Regions from separate parts of the Mus musculus genome. Here region 1 is linked to region 2. A link is a loop called in an ENCODE intact Hi-C map of the cell type or tissue named here. Cell type or tissue: heart. All regions are shown on one strand. Links, peaks and the distances in the headings refer to the core of each region. The heading gives the core; the rest is flanking DNA. Region 1 has its middle 11 kb from the start of Gm34722. Region 2 has its middle 34 kb from the start of Gm13790.

Evidence for each region. Hi-C counts contacts between places; a loop is a spot of excess contacts. Peaks named below come from ENCODE experiments on the same cell type or tissue, not always from the same donor. Only the 100,000 strongest peaks of a DNase experiment are listed, where the experiment ranks them.
Region 1: it touches region 2 in a loop (2.1-fold over the local background); 2 of 42 quality-filtered maps call a loop at or near these places.

What each region holds. Positions count from the first base shown.
Region 1 is chr5:114,464,239-114,473,286 of GRCm38, forward strand. No RefSeq gene overlaps it. Among named protein-coding and RNA genes, the nearest start is that of Gm34722, 11 kb to the right of the region's middle. In heart, for the core only: no CTCF peak of the experiment used is centred there; a DNase peak (open chromatin) is centred at 3,383; H3K4me3 peaks cover 1,413 bases; H3K27ac peaks cover 2,056 bases.
Region 2 is chr5:114,512,863-114,521,910 of GRCm38, forward strand. No RefSeq gene overlaps it. Among named protein-coding and RNA genes, the nearest start is that of Gm13790, 34 kb to the right of the region's middle. In heart, for the core only: no CTCF peak of the experiment used is centred there; no DNase peak of the experiment used is centred there.

The DNA of each region.
Region 1 (9,048 bases), core at 2,160-4,659, 50 kb before region 2:
TCGCATCTAGTCAAATCTGAGTTTTCTGTCTCATTTATTTCTTCCTCACCATAGACCTGTGTGATGAATGAGATGTCAGATAACGGGGATGGGCCCCGCCTCTGGCGGCTGGATCCTCTTGGGGCCCTACAAAGGGGTCACAGCACAAGAGAGAGGAAGGGACTTCCTCCCCTCCCAAGCCCTCCCAGCTCCCTCCTTGTATAAGGGAGGGTCAGGGAGGCCTGAATACATCAGTTAATAGAGCCAGCTTGTACCCAGGGATGAGATGTGTGAGCCTGTTCTGGGCCAAGCTCTGCCTGATCCCTCATGCCCTCTCACTGTGAAGTTCAGATGACTTGGAAGCCATTCAGGGGCCTTTTCATGATGTGTAGGCTGAAGCAGCATTTCCCCAGGCTACTCCCAGGCCTCCCAAGATCCCTATGGCTTCCTCTTTCTTCCAGAGAAAGGTGCTACTTCCCTTCATGGGCTAGAGTGAGCAGGCTCCACCCCGTGTCATGAGCATACCTACTGTGTGCAGGGAGCTGGGCCAGGTCCCCACACCTACTGTGTGCAGGGAGGTAGGCCAGGCCACACACCTACTGTGTGCAGGGAGGTAGGCCAGGCCACACACCTACTGTGTGCAGGGAGCTAGGCCAGGCCTCACACCTACTGTGTGCAGGGAACTTGACCAGGCCTCAGAGAGGCGACCAGGGCTGTCCAGCCCTCCAGGACACTCTGGCTCTTCATTTTCTCCATTCATTCCAAGCCCATGAAGAACATACATGAGCCCCAGTTTATTTCTGAGGAAACTGAAGCCCAGAAGGGAAGACCCTGCTCTAAGTCACAGGATCAGGGCTGAAGTCCTCAGGTCTCTGGACTCCAGGCACAGTGTGCATTCTGAGATGCTCTGGCCTCCCGCGGGTAGATGGGATGTCCTGAGAGAAGTGGCCAGTGGATGAGGCCGGGAGCGACAGCTTGCTGTGTGACTGGAAACTGGTATATTGCCTTCTCTGGATCTCTGTCTCCTTATCCATAGAAACTGTGTCTTTTCACTGTTAAGACCTTGGTCCTCCTGTCTTCTTTACCCCTCCCACTGATAGATATCCTTCGAATTCCCCGTACTCAAGAGTTGATCTGCCGTTATCTCACGGACCAGCAGCCCCTGCCGGTCATAGGACTTTAACCAAGCCACCTCCTTGTTGGTGCTGTTGGCTCCTCTGCCCATCTCACCTGTGGCCGGAACATCCAGGAAGCAGGACTGCTACTGTTCCTACAGCGGGGAACTGAGGCTCAGAGAGGTCACCTGAGAGCTCTCAGGTCTGCAGATCCAGGCTTCAAACCTGGCGACAGAGGAGGCCGAAGCCAGGGAGACTTCACCCTTCATTCTCTGATTTGGAGAGGAAGTCTGGGTTCAAGGAAGAGAGGCAGAAAGAGCTGCCTTTCTGCTCTTCTAGGTGGCTGGCAGCAGGGCAGGCCTGGCTGTGTTGAGCTGGACACTGCGCCCCAACCACAGTGCCTGCGCACCAGATCGCCCGGGCTCTGGGAGTTAGAGGACTTGACCTTGGAGGAAGCGGCTTCCTGGGCCTGTGCACCTGCCATCTGTTGCCAAGACAACACATCTGTTCCACGCCCCCTGTGACCCCACAGGGTGGGGGTGGGGTGCTTCAGCACATGGGCTGGCCTGTCCTTGGCAGCCCTCACACCTGGCCCTCTAGGTTGGGGTCGCCAGCCACCTGCCTTGTCAAAGAGGAGAGTCCACCAAGACTCTCCAACAGAGCCACAAGGATCCACACTGTAGATGGAGACACTGAGGCACAGAGCTGGGAAGTGCCCCGCCCCTGCCGCCCCCCCTCCGCCCCCGCCCTAGACACAGTATGTTTGCAATAAGCTGGGATGTGAGCCCAGGCTTCCTAAAGGACTGCAGACACTGGATAGAGCCCTGGCAGACCTAAGGGCTGGAGAAAAGGGCAGAGGCTAACATAGCCCTGCTTGACCGCTGAGATAATAACCTCTGCTCGGCTAGGCCTTTGTCCCTGCATAGTGACCCTCTGAGCTCTCCAGAGCCAACCCCAAGGTCTGAGGGCTCCCCAGATGCCGGAGCCACATGGCTTTTTGGGTCTGACGTATCTGAGACAGACACTAAGTTCAGGACTTCCCACCTGTCTCACAAAGAGCTCTTCAGAGAGCGATGTTCAGAGAGCTGCTTTCTGTGCCGCCCCATGGCACAAGAGAGTGGCGTGCCTTCCATGGGCGCTGGTCTCCTTACTGTTTCTGAGGCTGTGGTGTCCAGTCCTGTGGCCTGGCCTTGGTTTTCATAGCTTCTGGCACCCCTGAGAAGTCCCTGCTCTTATGCCTCACCCTTACCAACCTCCAGCCCAGCTGGGGCAGGGTTGTAACGGGCACTGCCTGGGCCTAGCCCCAGCCAGCTGCTGCCCTGGAGGAGGGGTAGAGCTGTTCAAGCCTTTCTGTTAGGTCAGGTGCAGATATGGAACTCGGGCCCTCAGCTCTGGCCCCAGCCCTCTATTTAGTTTATCTGTCTGTCTGTCTGTCTATCTATCTATCTATCTATCTATCTATCTATCTATCTATCTATCTATGTCTCATATATATTATACAGGGTTCCATATAGCCCAGGCTGACCTCCAGTTCACCACATAGCTGCGGATGACCTTGAACTTCCCATCTTTCTGCCTCCATCCTCCAAATGCTGCGATTACAGACATCCACCACCATTCCTGTCACATCTGGTTTGAAAATGAGATTCCAAAAAACTGGCTGTTATGGTACATTTCCGTTTTTAAAATACTAAGAAAGAATGAAAAACCAATTTAAGAAAAGATAAAAAAATTTTTTTAAAGACCAGGCCAAAGCTCTCTGTGAGCTGAAAGGTCCCCAGGGTGAGTCCTCCTTGGGAGAGGAGCCCTAGGGAGGACTCTGGGGGCCTGGGGTGGGAGGACTGCCCTGTGGAATCTGATTACCCAGGCGCGGTGAAATGGCAGGCCAGCAGGGCGCCAGCGGTTGGAACCGAGCTTGCTCTGTCCCCGGGAGGCACAGATTTTTTTTTTTTTTTTTTTTATCATTGTCAGTATTGGCTTCTTTCTGCTCTGATGAATAGATTGTAAAGAGGCAGTGACATTATTTGAGATAACAGACGAAGCAGAGAAAGGGTCAGCGCGCGCGAGAGAGAGAGAGAGAGAAAAAAAAACGGCAGAGCCAGCAGAGAAAGGGGCGGGGCATCCTGGCTTGGGCCCCCCCCCCACCGACCCCATCGACACCCCACCCCGCCCCCAGCCTGGCTCCCTGCCTGGGGGAGGTGGGGGGGGGAGGCTGGAATGAGGCCTCACTGGCCACGGAGCCCCAGCCAGCTGCGCCAGGCCACTGCACGCTCCCGTCCCTCCTCCCAGGCCCCGCCCCCCATTCTGCCTTTTCAATTCCATTCAATTAGGCCTCCCCGCTCGGAAGCTTGTCTCCTCTGATATCCAGCTTAACTGACAGGGGATTAGAGCTGTTTGTATTACACACAGAGCCACTGCCGCCAGGGCCCAGGGACCTGGTTATTTATGGAGCAGCTAGGGTACTGTCCCCCTGGGACCTGCTTTCTCTCAAGGAGCGCTGAGGGGCCCTGTTTTCCACCGCCCTCCTTCCCCATCTTGCAGCCCGGACAGTGGACAAGAAAAAAAAAGGCTCAGATGGACTCGGGCTCAAAGCTCAGCTCTCCCATGAGCTGGCTGAGAGACACTGGGCAAACTGTGCCTTCTGAGTCTCCAACCATTCTTCATCTTTATTTTGGTTCTTTTTTGAGGGGGCTACCACCTTGTGGACCCTACCCGGGACTTTTGTAACTATCCAGACATGTAGGCCTTCTATGCATCCCAGGTTGGCCTTGAATTCGTAGCAAACCCCCTGCCTCAGCTCCCAAGTGCCTGGCTGAACATGATTCTTCATCTTAGACATGGAGTTAGATGGTGAACCAGCTTACGGGGTGGCTGTGTATAGCAGGGTGTGTGGGGGTGTTTGGTCCGGTGCCTGAGCCATCATTCACTTTACCTGCTCCATGACCCCCTTGGGCCAGGCTGTCACAGTGGAGGTAGTGCAGTGTGATGGTTTGTATATTCTTGGACCAGGGAGTGGCACCATTTGGAGGTGTGGCCTTGTTGGAATAGGTGTGACCTGGTTGGAGTAGGTGTGTCACTGTGGGTGTGGGCAGAAGATCCTCACCCTAGTTGCCTGGAAGTCAGTCTTCCACTAGCAGCCTTTGGATGAAGACGTAGAACTCTCAGCTCTGCCTGTGCCATGCCTGCCTGGATACTGCCATGCTCTCACCTTGATGATAATGGACTTAACCTCTGAGCCTGTAAGCCAGCCCCAATTAAATGTTGTTTTTTATAAGACTTGCCTTGGCTATGGTGTCTGTTCACAGCAGTAAAACCCAAAGACATGCAGGAAAGACCCTTGATGAAGTAATTGCGGGCCTCTGCCCCTACCCCTGGTTTGCCTACAAGAAAGATTCATCCCAGAACAGGAGATGACAATGAGGACTCTCTTGGCTGCTGCGTGAATCACATAGGGTGTGTAGAAAGATGGAGCAGGGTTGAAATAGCCCCCCACCCCGTCCCCTGGGTCCTGTTCGCCTGGCTAGCCCAGGGCTCAGAGCCTTTCTATCGGTCCTCCTGCCTTCCCAGCAGTCCTTCCCTTCCCAGAGGTCCTCCCCATGGCTCTCCTCCTCTCGGTCCTGCCATTCTTTGTGGGGATACATCAGTCCCACTGTCTCAGCAGCCAAGGGCAGGCAGCTAACACCTTGTTCACTTCTGTCCCACCCACAAGTCAGGTGTGTGGCCTGTGATAATTGCTTGAGGTTCCGGAATGAACATGGAGATAATGAAGGGAAGAAAGAAGGGAGGGAGGGGGAGTCAGGAAGTGGTTTCCCTCGCCCGAGGTGGCCACCCTGTTGGCTCTGGAACCCCACTGCCCTGAGCCTGCACCTAGACCCCCCAAAGCAGCTTCTAGCTGTTGGAATGGGTGAGCTTAGGGTGGTCTGAAGGGCAGTGTTCTCTCATACGCCCTGTGGCTTCCTCTCCCCCAGCATCCTTGGGACTGAAAGAGCTCCAAGGGCACCAGGCCAGCGAAGGCCCTTCTGGGGTAAATCCTGGGGTATTCATTGCACCCTGTTCTGCATGGCACCCACCAGTCAGAGCTCAGCCGAGGGCTGGCCCTGGGAAAGTACAGGTCTGGATAGTTACAAAGTCCCATGTAGGGTCCACAAGGTGATACAGTGGGTAAAGGAGTTTGCGGTGAAGCCTGGGAACCTGAGTTCAATCTCAGAACCTGCATGGAAAGAGAACCAACTCCTAAAAAGTGTCTGTTAACCTATACACACACACACACACACACACACACACACACACACATAGTGGTATGCACAGAACTACTCCCACATTATACAGACACATCTACCGTTCATATATTCATATATACTGAATAATAAATGCAATCTTTTTTAATCTAGTGCAATAAAAGCCACCTGTTGGGTATGGTGACACACACTTGGAATCCTAGCACTGGGGAGGCTGAGGCAGGGGGATCATAGACTCTAGCCCATCCTGGGTTGGATGTCTGGGACCAGACTCCAGCAGGGCTGGAGTCAGGACCAGGCTCAGGTCTCAGGTGAGACAGCTGCTCATATGTTGGACACTGCTATGTGTCTGCTTCATGCACGTTGTCTCCTGACACTTGGACAAGTCAGAACTGTTCCTCAAGCTGCAGAAGAGAGAATTTGACCCTCGGAGGGGTGAGGTGGCCCAGCCTGCCAGACGCAGAGCAGGATGGAAGCGGTCTCTAACCTGTGGTTTCTACCTCAGCAGCAGTTCCTGGATCGCTTCACATCAGGGCTTCATATCGGCCTGACAGAAGGTATTGAGCCCTTAAGACCCCCTGGATGTGGCACTGCGCTGGCTAATTTTACATCAATTTGACACAAGCTAGAGATATCTGATAAGAGAGAACACCAATTGAGAAAATGCCTCCATAAGATCAGGTTGTAAGCAAGCCTGTTAGTGATTGATGGGTCAGCCCCTGCCCACTGTGGGTGGGGTCAGCCCATTGTGGGTGGGGCCAGCCCAGGGCAGGTGGTCCTGGGTTCTATAAGAAAGCAAGCTGAGCAAGCCATGGAGAGCAAGCTAGTAAGCATCACCCCTCCATGGCCTCTGCATCAGCTCCCTCCTCCAGGTTCCTGTCCTGTTTGACTTCCTGGTTTGACTTCCTTCAATAATGGACTACAGTGTGGAAGTGTAAGCCAAATAAACTTTGTCCCTCCCAAGTCGTTTTGGTCATGGTGTTTGTCATAGCAATAGTAGCCCTGACAAAGGTAAATTGATGACAGACCTGACCTTGTTTTGGGGGGAGATTGTGTAAGAACTTTGGGATTTGGGGTTAGAAAAGCCGTTGAGTGTTGAGAGCTCGGTGAGCTGCTCTGGGGGAGCCTGGAAGATGAGCAGTGCAGACAATGCAGGCCTGGCCTGTGAGGTTTCAGAGGGAAGCAAAGGCTATTGAGGCCCATTTGCTATTTTGAACTGAGAATTTGTGGTTCTGGTCAGCTGGGGCTGAAGAATTAGCTGCGATTAACAAGAGACCAGCACCAATAAAGTATAACCTTCGAGTTGCTGGGACACTCGATGCTGGTCAACTGGAGCTAAGAAACTAGCTGTGATCAACAAGAGACCAGCATCACTGGGGTGAAATATTCTGAAAAGTTTCTTGAAGGTCAGCATACAAAAGCTGTATTCCAGAGATGGACAGGGCTGTACCTTACACTGGCCTTGGTACTGTAAGAGTCACCAGGTGGTCCTGGTTTTGAAGGCATGCCGGGATCAAAGAGAGCCGCTGAGGCTTGGCCCTGAGTGGCAGGGCTGGGGTCCTAGAAGAGAGCCCAGGAGAGGCTGTTGGTGAAGGTGCAGCCCAGTTGCAGGAAAGACCTCAGCATTTTGGAGATGCCAATACCATTGGGATGACCACCAAGAACTGTAGTCATAACGGAGTGGAGCCAGCCAGAGGCGACAAGAGAGGCTGTCTGTGCTGCAGAGGGCAGAGCTGGAGAAGTGACCCGAGTCCTTTGGAGGAGCCCAGAGGTGGTGAATGAATCCCAGATATCGGGCATTGAGGTATTTACACTATTGGAGTTCGGTTTTGCTTTGTTTAGATTGTCACTGTGTCGTGCTTCTTCTCTCTTGAAGGAAGAAAGTATTTAGCATTTTCTTTTTTTCTTTTTTTTCTTTTTCTTTTTTTTTTTTTTTTTTTTTGGTTTTTTGAAACAGGGTTTCTCTGTTCTCTGTGTAGCCCTTGGCTGTCCTGGAACTTGCTCTGTAGACCAGGCTGGCCTCGAACTCAGAAATCCACCTGCCTCTGCCTCCCAAGTGCTGGGATTAAAGGCATGTGCCACCATGCCCGGCTCTTTTCATTTTTATAGGAGCCCTGTAAAATCCAGTTGAGAAACTTTGGACTTTTTCCACACACTTTTAAAGTGTTGGAATTGGTAAGGCTGGAGGACTTTTAAAATTGATATTCATGTGTGATCTTGGGGAAGAACAGGAAAGGCAAGGTTATGGTTTAACAGCGATGTGTTTGTCTGACAAGGGACCAGTTGTGCTGCTGGCTGGCTCCTTGTTAACTTGACACAAGTTAGACTTATCCGGAAAGAGGGAAGCTCAATTCAGAAAATGGCTCCATAAAGCTAGACTGTAGGACAGCTAATGAATTGGTGATTGATGGAGTGGTGCCATCCCCTTGTGGGCGGGGCCATCCCTGGGCTGGTGGTCCTGGGTTCTATAAGGAAGCAGGCTCAGCAAGCCAAGGGGAGCAAGCCAGTAAGCAGCACCCCTCCATGGCCTCTACATCAGGTCCTGCCTCCAGGCTCCCACCCTGCTTAATTTAAGTCCCTGTTCTGACTTCCTTCAGTGATGAACAGTGATGTAGATGTGTAAGCTGAATTAACCCTTTCCTCCCCAGGTTGCTTTGGTCATGATGTTTTATCACAGTAATTGAAACCCCGGCAGTAAAGGAGATTATCATCCAGTTGGGAGGATGATACATATGTAAAGAGCGACAGGAATCCAATGATAACGTCAGGTAGAAACAGCATGTCACAGGGTATGTGCATGCCTCTCAAATTTGAGGAGGGGACAAGACACTGAGATCGTGGGAAGAGATGGTACAGATCCTCGCCATTAGTAACCACTGCAATTCACCGTGAGGGTCAGAGGGACAAAGCTGCTGGCCAGCCACTAATGGGGCTCAAGCCCAGGCTCTGGGAGCCCAGAGAAATCTCTGTCCTGCAGCCCCCGACCACCTCAGCTCAGAACGGACTCAGGATAAGTAGCCCAGGCTAGCTTCAAGCTCACTGTGTAGCTAATGATGACCTTAAACTCCTGGACCCTCTTGCCTCCGCCTTCCAGATTCTGGGATTATACACACTCACGAGCATGCCCTGTTTATGAGATGCGGGGGATCAAACCCACAGTTTCATGCATGCCAGGCAGATGCTCTCCCAGTTGAGCTACCAGCTCCTGGGTGAAGAAGAGCATGTGAGCAGCCGAGCTCTGGCCCTCATCCCCCAGCCCCGTGCAGGCCGCCCAGAGCAGTCCTGTATTCCGCATGGAGCCTCTGTGGGTGAAGGAGTCACAGCCTCAGGTGTCTGGTGCAATGTGGAATGGGAGGAGGAGGTGAGGTGGCTTCCCAGGGCAGTGGGATTAAAGCCACAAGCACTGGAAGGGACACGCGTGGGTACACATAGGGGGCGGGGTGTCACAGCTGCTAAAGGGGCTTCTCAGCTCTGAGGCTCAGACTGCCTGCCCTGTCTGGAGAGCGGGTTTATCGGCTTTTACTATTCTCCTGCCAGGGCAGTTTGGCAAACAACCCCCCAAAAGGGTGTTTTTAGAAAAGGGTCACCAGGCAGAACATCTCGAAGTCTAGAGGCTGGACGCCCACCCTCCCTCCCGAAGCCAGAGGTTCCCTTCCTTTCTGTTAGCTTCTAGCAGTAGTCATGGCCCCTGGGTCATGTAGTCTCTCCTGGGCAGC
Region 2 (9,048 bases), core at 3,273-5,772:
GTGGGCTGAGAGTTTCCTGGCAGCCAGCGCAGAGGAAATAGGACCATTATTGTTAGCAACCAGGCATTTCCACCAGCCTACCCTCGGGGACCTAGCAGCAGCTTACGTCATCACCATCACTGCTGCCCGGTGCAACAGGTGTGCCAGGTGTGGCGCTCTCTCTCTCTCCCTCTCTCTCTCTCTCTCTGGCTTGCTCGTTCTCTCTGTCCCCCATCTCTTTCTCCGTCTCTCTGTGTCTGCCTCTCTGTTTCTCTGTGTCTCTGTGTCTTTCTGTTTTGCTTGTTTTCTCTGTCCTGTCTCTCTGTCTGTCTCTTTGTCTCTTTCTCTTTCTATCTCTGTCTGTCTCTCTGGTTTGCTTGTTCTCTCTGTCTCCCGTCTCTGTGTCTCTCTATCTCTCTCTGTCTATCTTTTTGTCTGTCTCTCTCTGGTTTGCTTGTTCTCTCTGTCCCCGGTCTCTCTGTCTCTAGCTCTCCCTCTTGTCCCCTCTCTGAGACAGCCTTTCACTCTCCCTCTTCTTACACGAGATCTGTTTTGTGGTGTGATTTCTTAGCGGCCCACCAAAGGTTCCCCCACCCCCATGCCGCACCTTTGCCTCTTCATCCTCTCAATTGTAGAGACAACTAGAGGGTCAGCCACTAGAGAGGCCATCCGGACCTTGAGGAAAACGGACACTCTCCCAAGAACGAGGGGTAAACAGTTTCTCATTCGAGTCTGGAACAAATGAACCCAAACCTGGAAGGTGTCATGACTGACAGCCCAGGCTCTGGAGACAAAACCGGTGTTAACACCAAGCTGGCAACCACAACGCCCTCCACGCAGCCTCAGTTTCCCTCTACATAAAACAAGAAGAAGGAATTACAATAGAAGTGTGCACCGCAGCTCGCCCTGACCTTCCAAAACTGTAAAAAGCCTGACATACAGTAAGTGCTCAATAATTGCCTACCAAGTCTTACAGCAGGAGCTCAGGAAGCTCAGAGGATGTGGGAACAGCCAGACCATTTTATCTCCGAGCCCATCCCTTAGGTTTCTCAGCAGCAGACCTTCTCCTGCGCCCAAATGGAAACCATGGGTGTGTTGATCAACTCCACGGTTTATGGAAGCCAAAAGCCCAGGTTAATGGAACAGAGCCGATTCCCCAGTGACTTTCTAACCCTCCCTCAAAGCCTTTTGCTTTTTCCTGCTCAGCCACTGGGAAAGCCACCGCCTGCACTCTGGGAGGAGAAATTGAATAATTGATGCAATTTGAATAACACTAGGATTTGTAATGATATTGAAATGTAAAGATAAAAGGGGCGGGAACAGGAGCGGAGAGCCGGAAGGGAGAACTTGTTAATAGGCTCTCAGGGGTTGGTGTGGGGGGCCCTGCTGGAAGCAAGGGCTGAAAAGGCATTTAAAAGAGGAGGTACCCAGCAAGGGGCAGGCTGGGAAACCTCCACCCCATGAGGGGGGAGAAACCATATTCATAAATAAGATGCGGAAATTTCTCCAGACTCAGCAGCGCTAACAGTTAGAGAGTGGATAATTATTTAAATGCCAAATCACTCCGTTCATTAGAATCCCAAATTATATCTGAAGAAATTGATTGCTCTGGGCAGGATGGAGGAAGGGCAGGGAGGAAGAGAGGAACTGGGGACTTATGGAATCGGGGAGGATCCCCCAACCTCTCTCTAAGCCAGACAGGAGATTGAGGCAGAAAGGACAGGCAACACTGTAATCTCAACGTTTGGAAGGCTGAGGCAGGAGGATAAGGTGCCTGTGTCCCAGCAGCTCTAACAAGTTAGGCTCAGCAACCTCCCACAGTATGCCAACCCAACAGCCAAGCAACGGTGAAAAGAAGGGTTCATTCATTGTGGCCACACTGGGAGGAGGGGTGGCATAGGGCTCAGTGACCTCAGCTCCATCTTAAGGATGCTGATGTGAGCCTTAGGTTTAAATAGAACTGGAGAGGGGACAAGAGGTATAACCGACAGGGTGGTCTGTCCTTATTATCAAGTCAGGCTCTTCCTAGAAACTCAAGATGACCCAGTTTAGGACAAGGACTTAGCCATACACCTGCAGGTTTATGAACCCAACTGAAAATTAGATGTTTCATTTCTTATTAAAAGCAGCTTGTCTACGCCTGTTCCAAGGATAATTTCAAATTCAAGGGCAACCTAAGATTTGCCTTCATCTCGGTACTCAGGGGTCAAAGCGGAAGATCTCAAGATGCAGGTAAGTCTGGGCTACACAGTGAGACCCTTCCTCAGACAACAAAAGAAAAGGGGCCGGGGAGATGGCTCAGTCAGTGAAGGGCTTGCTGGGTGTAAAAGCCAGGTGTGGTGGTACTCTGCAAAAGTAGAGGCATGGAGACAGAGGGGATCCCTGGAGTTTTCTGGTTGCTGGATAGAAGTCTGTTAGGTTCAGTGAGAGGCCCTGTTTCAGAATATATGCCAGAGAATAACCAAGGAAGACACTTAATGCTGACCATACACACACACACACACACACACACACACACACAGGCCAAGCAGGCCTGGGCTCAAGTCTTGACCCAATACTTCCTTCTTGTGGCCATTTTTATTGCCTTCTCTCTTTGAGCCTCAGTTTATCCAGCTGAGCAGTGGAGGTAATACAGGACAAGTTCATCTTTCCTTGATTTAGTTATAGAACCACAGTCCCAGTCGGTCGATCATAAGACGAAAACATCATTAAGTCAAAAATGTATTTAATTGCCACGAACGAACACTGACATTGCAGCTTAGCCTCGCTGACCTTGAATGTGCTCGGAACATTGACATCAGCCTACAGTGGGTGACATCATCTAACACAACGCCTAGTTTTATGATAAAGTGTGAAGCTGGCTGTGGTGGTACATGTCTGGAATCTTAGCACTTGGGAGGCTGAGGAAGCAGGAGGATCAAGTTCAAAGCCAGTCTGAGGTACACATGAGACGCTGAGGTGGTTAGCGTTACTGTCAGAATCTAGAATCACCTGGGACAAGGATCTCTGGGCAGAGAATAGGATCAACCACCCTGACTCTGAGCTTGGGTGGTATGAATGAAGAGATGAGCAGCCGGGGGTGTTGATTGCTTTTAGCCTTCAGATCACTGATACAATATAACCAGCTGCTTCCAGTGTCTGATTCCCTGATGTCTCTGCTTGGATGGAAGGGGTACTGAACTGCCAGCCAGGAAAAACCAAAAACAAAATAATAATAATAATAATAATAATAATAATAATAATAAAACCTTTGTCCCTTAGGTTGCTTTATTTGTTACTTTTCTATTTCTGTGATAAAACACCATGGCCAAGGCAATTTACAGAAGAAAACGCTTAATTGTGCTTACAGTTGCAGAGGCTTTAGAGTCCCTGATGCAGAGCATCCTGACATTACAGGAATGGTATCTATTTGCATCCCTAAGCAAAGGCGTAGCCCCAGGAGCAGGCACCCAGATCTCATATCTTGAATCTGAAAGCACAAAGCAAAAAGAGTGAACTAGAAATGGCTCACATCGCTGGGCGGTGGTGGTGAATGCCTTTAGTACCAGCACTTGGGAAGCAGAGGCAGAGGCAGAGGCAGAGGCAGGCGGACTTCTAAGTTCGAGGCCAGCCTGGTCTACAGATTGAGTTACAGGACAGCCAAGGCTACACAGAGAAACCCTGTCTCAAAAAAAAAAACAAAAACAAAAACAAAAACAAAAAACAAAAAAAAAAAAACAATAAATGAATAAGTAAATAAAAATAAATAAAATGTAAAAAGAAATGGCTCATATCTTTAAATTCCCCAGCCCACCTCCAATGACATACTTCCTCCAACAAGGCCATGCCTTCTAATCCTCCCCAAACAGTACCAACAACTGGAACCAAGTGTTCAAATGCCCAGCACTGTGGGGGACACTCCATTCAAACTACCACAATTGCTTCTGTCAGGGAATTTTTAAACATCGCAGCCACAGGGAATGGAATGAAGACAGACCCTGTCTTAGTTAGGGTTTCATTGCTGTGAAGAGACACCATGACCACAACAACTCTTATAAAGGAAAAAATTTAATTGGGGCTGGCTTACAGTATCAGAGGTCCAGTCCATTATCATCATGGCAGGAGGCATGGCAGAATAGTGCTGAGAGTTCTTTTTGTTTGTTTTTGGTTTGTTTTTGTTTCGAGACAGGGTTTCTCTGTGTAGCCCTGGCTGTCCTGAAATTCACTCTGTAGACTAGGCTGGCCTCCAACTCAGAAATCCTCCTGCCTCTGCCTCCCAAGTGCTGGGATTAAATGCGTGCACCACCACTGCCCAGCAAGCTGAGAGTTCTTGATCTGCAGGCAGCAGAAATGAAACTGAACCACTCGGCTTCAGTTTTGAACAGCTGAGACCTCAAAGCCCCACCCCTAGTAACGTACTTCCTCCAACAAGGCCACACCCCCTAGTAGCACCAATCCCTAGGAGTCAAGCATTCTAACACATGAATCTGTGGGGTCCATTCCTATTCAAGACACCACTGACCCTGAGAGGGAAGGGGTCGGGGAAGAAGTACTGAAGGAAGGGGGGTTGGGCTCTTTAGTCTCTCCTACAGTTTATCAAATACAGTCCAGAAGACAGCAGCTGTACCATCAGAAAGTCAGAAGTTTAACTTCCTAAGTGGAACCATCAGAGTTGGAGGCTGAGATGCACCCCCGCCCCCACCCTGAGGGACACACGACTAAGATTGGGTCAAGAATGCAATAGCTGGGACTAGGGGAGGTTCAAGAGAAGCCTCAAGGAGCCCCCACTGAGCCCCTTTTCCCATCCTTGCTTCTCCCCCAATTCCACTAGTCACAGCCCAGGGGATGAGCTGAGAAGTAGAGACAGAGGCCCAGAGTGAGAGACTTGCAGGGTCAAACTGGGGAACAGAGCCAGGGATCTCAGACAGACAGGAACTCCCCAAGCCTCCTGACCCCTGGCGCCTGGTATCTTCATGGAAGGTACTCTGGGCTGGCTGGTACCCTTTCCCAGGTCAGTGGCCAGGCACCTCTCAGGCACAAACAAACAAACGGAGGTCTTCAGAACTCCCCAGACATGTGTACAGCATGCACTGTGAGCCTTGCACCAGACAACTTGAAAGCCTCCGTCTGTGCCTGGTCTCGTGCTCCGGTTTTTGTTACCTAATTGTTCTGACAAGATTATAAGCATTGACTGAGGCCGAGAGAGACAAGGCTTGCACTTCAGGTAGCCCCAGAACCCTGAGATCAAGATTTATAGCCAAGTCTGCTTGTGTGATGGTTTGTATATGTTTGGCCCAGGGAGTGGCACTGTTGGGAGGTGTGGCCTTGTTGGAGTGGGTGTGGTCTTGTTGGAGTGGGTGTGGTCTTGTTAGAGTAGGAGTGGCCTTATGGGTGTGGGTTTTAATGCCCTTGTCTTAGTTACCTGGGGGCCAGTCTTCTCCTAGCAGCCTCCAGATGATGAAGATGCAAAACTCTCAGCTCCTCTGACGCCATGCCTGCCTAGATGCTGCCATGTTTCCACCTTGATGATAACAGACTGAACCTCTGACCCTGTAAGCCAGCTGCAATTAAATGTTGTCCTTTATAAGAGTTGCCTTGGTCGGGCTGGAGAGATGGCTCAGCCGTTAAAGGCTAGGCTCACAACCAAAAATATAAGAGTTGCCTTGGTCATGGTGTCTGTTCACAGCAGTAAAACCCTAACTAAGACAGCTTATATCCCGGGTAGCCCAGCATCTGCCTCTACTACCTGACCCTACATAGACTCCCACATAGAAGGAGAAAGGAGCTCACATTCTTTCACAGTTCCATACATTCTCTGAATGTCTCCCTGTGAAGCCTCCACCTTTCCCAGCTCCCACCCTTATGCTGAGGTCCTCACCTTGTCCCACCATGTGGCTTCCTGGTCACCAGAGCAAGGTATCAAGTGGTACTTCCTCCATCCCTTCAAATAGAACAGCAGATGGTCATTTATCAGACCCAAGGAATGGACCCACAGAAGGCTAATGAGCTTCCTAGCTTGCTAGAGGCTACCTGGGACCCACAGCCCCTGTCTTAGTTTAGGTTTTATTGCTGTGAAGAGAGACCATGACCAAGGCAACTCTTTTTTTTTTTTTAAAGATTTATTTATTTATTATATGTAAGTACACTGTAGCTGTCCTCAGATACTCCAGAAGAGGGCATCAGATTTCGTTACGGATGGTTGTGAGGCACCATGTGGTTGCTGGGATTTGAACTCGGGACCTTCGGAAGAGCAGTCGGCGCTCTTAACCACTGAGCCATCTCACCAGCCCCAAAGGCAACTCTTAAAAAGGACAATGTTTAATTGGAGGCTGGCTTACCGTTTCAGAGGTTCAGTCCATTATCATCATAGCGGGAAGCATGGCAGCATCCAGGCAGGCAATGGCGCTGGAGAAGGAGCTGAGAGTTCTACATCTTGATTCAAAAGCATCAGGAAGGCATCCAAAAGGAGACTTGTCTTCTGCAGGCAGCCAGAAGGAGCCTCTCTAAGCCCACCCCCAGGATGACATACTTCCTCCAACAAAGCCACACCTATTCCAACAAGACCAAGCGTATTTAGGCCACCCCATGGCTCTGATGCCCTGTTTGAATGCACAAGTGTGTTATAAGGTCAGTGCTGGAGAAGGAGCTGAGAGTTCTACATCTTGATCTGAAGGCAGTCAGGAGGAGACCGCCTTCCACACTGGGTGGAGCTTGAGCATAGGAGACCCCCAAAGCTCACCCCATAGTGACACACTTAATCCAACAAGGCCATATCTCCTACTGGCCACTTCCCATGGGTCAAGCATATCCAAACCACCACAGTCCCCAAGGTCAAGTGTCAGAGCCAGGCCTACCCAGGTGCTTGATGGCTGTGGATGTTGACTTGGAATAGATCTGAGCTCAGTCCTTAGGTGGCTCCAAAAAGGATAGGCTGGGCCACTTCCTCCCAAGTCCACAGGATGACAACTGGCACATGCTAGGAACAGCCAGAGGGTTTGGGCCAGAATTCACCTCCATTGCTCTGTGGCCTTAATCTACCGCTCCCTTCTCCTCTGAGCCTCAGTGGAGGCACCGACCCTTCCTGCTTGGTATGTACTAATTTCGAGGTTCTAATAGGTCCTGGAATACAGTAGGTACTGGATAAATGCTTCATGATATCACATATACTCTTATTTAGGAAATAGCTGCACTTCTGATGAGCCGGCCTGCGTCCATCTTAGACTTAAAAGCCATCTTTTAGTTAAAAATCAAACTAGGCAGTGTTGGAGCATGTCTTTGATCCCAGCACTTGGGAGGCAGAGGCAGAGGCAGAGGCAGGCAGATTTCTGAGTTCGAGGCCAGCCTGGGCTACAGAGTGAGTTCCAAGACAGCCAGGGCTACACAGAGAAACACTGTCTCAAAAAACAAACAAACAAACAAACAAAACAAAAACAAACCAAACAAACAAACTAGGCTCATTCCTATTTATGTTGAAACCTGTGTCTCAAGGATCGGACTCTTCCCCACCTGTAACCTTAAGTACAAGTAAGTGGTTCCTTATTGCCTGTTCCAGGAAAGGTCAAACCCAGGGTTATTTCAGTAAGTTGTTTATAACCATCTTGAGACACTAACTTTGTTTCAAAAGGTTGTTGTGATGGCCTTGCTATGCCCACTCTGTAGTCACAACTTTGTTTCCAGAGGTCATTATGATGACCAATCTGTTATGTTCGGCTCCTGCAGCCCCTCCTATTTTGCCCACCAAATCCCCCATTTGGGAACCTCCTACCCCTGAGCTATAAAAACATTGTCTTGGGACTGGCAAGATAGCTCATCTGGTAAGAGCACTGACTGCTCTTCTGAAGGTCCTGAGTTCAAATTCCAGCAGCCCCATGGTGGCTCACAACCATAGGTAATGAGATCTGATGCCCTCTTCTGATGTGTCTGTAGTCAGCTACAGTGTACTTATGTACAATAATAAAATAAATCTTTAAAAACAAAAAACCTTGCCTTCCTCACATCCTATGGTGACCTCTGAACCCTGCCTTAAGGAGGAGGCAGCCGTGTACGTAAATAAAAGAGCTTGCTTTAATTAATTGATTGCTTTGATTAATCTGGCCATTGTGATTTGGGTCTGGGGTCTTTCTCCTCCCATCTTCAGGATTAACGCTTCCTGCCGCAGAGGCATGACTGGTGTGCTTGTTTCATTAATGTTACTCCGGGTCCCACCTGGCCCGCTGGAGTGGTCAGGGCTGTACAGCCTCCTGGAGTAACCCAGGGACCTGCTGGCTCCTCAGCTGGCATTGCTGGGTGCCCTTGCTTCCTAAAAAGAGGTGGAGCCTAGCTTTGAGGTGATCATCAAAGTCTCAGTTTCCCGGGGCATATTCTCCTCTCAGGGGTCCTGGGGGAAGCGAGGGAATGCAGGGCTTGGCTCATAATAGATATCCCATAAGGCTCCCCTTTGTAGCACTCCTGCCCCTATAGTAAGGAAGAGAACATCAAGAGTCTAAGTGAAGGCGAACGGGTCTCTAGCCCCTCGGGAGCCTCGTCAGCAGGGCCCGCTCCAAATCGATCTTTTCTCCCCCATTTTTGTAGCTCATGTCAGCATCTCTTGGGATGGGTGGAGGAGAAACCGCCCGAGTCAGCACACGGCGCCCGCCAGACACCGCGGTTCTTTATTAATTAACCGCCAGATGTTAACTTTGCATCTTTTATCAGAGGGAGGCTTTGTCACGGGACCTTGTATGTCAAGTCATTAGGGACGAGCAGAGAAGCATCTCTGGAGGACACTGAAGTTGACAAGGTGGCTTCCACCCCCTTGGGGCACACAGATTCCCACCCAGAGCCCTGACAGTGCTTGGAGCTGCCCTGGAGATACGCAGCATTTGGTCTTGCTCTCCGCAGCTACCTCGATGAACAGAACCTGTTTCACCCCGTTCCCATCGGCTGGAAAGAGTCCTAGAAGCCAGTTAACCCAAATAAGCAGCCCCGTGACAAACCAGTGTCTGTGTCACCAAGGAAACTGACAAGGCTCCTGGAGAGGGGAAATGGCCAGCAGAGAATCTAATTTAGATGGAACGTTTTGTCCCCTCTGGGGAGATGATGTTTAAGTAT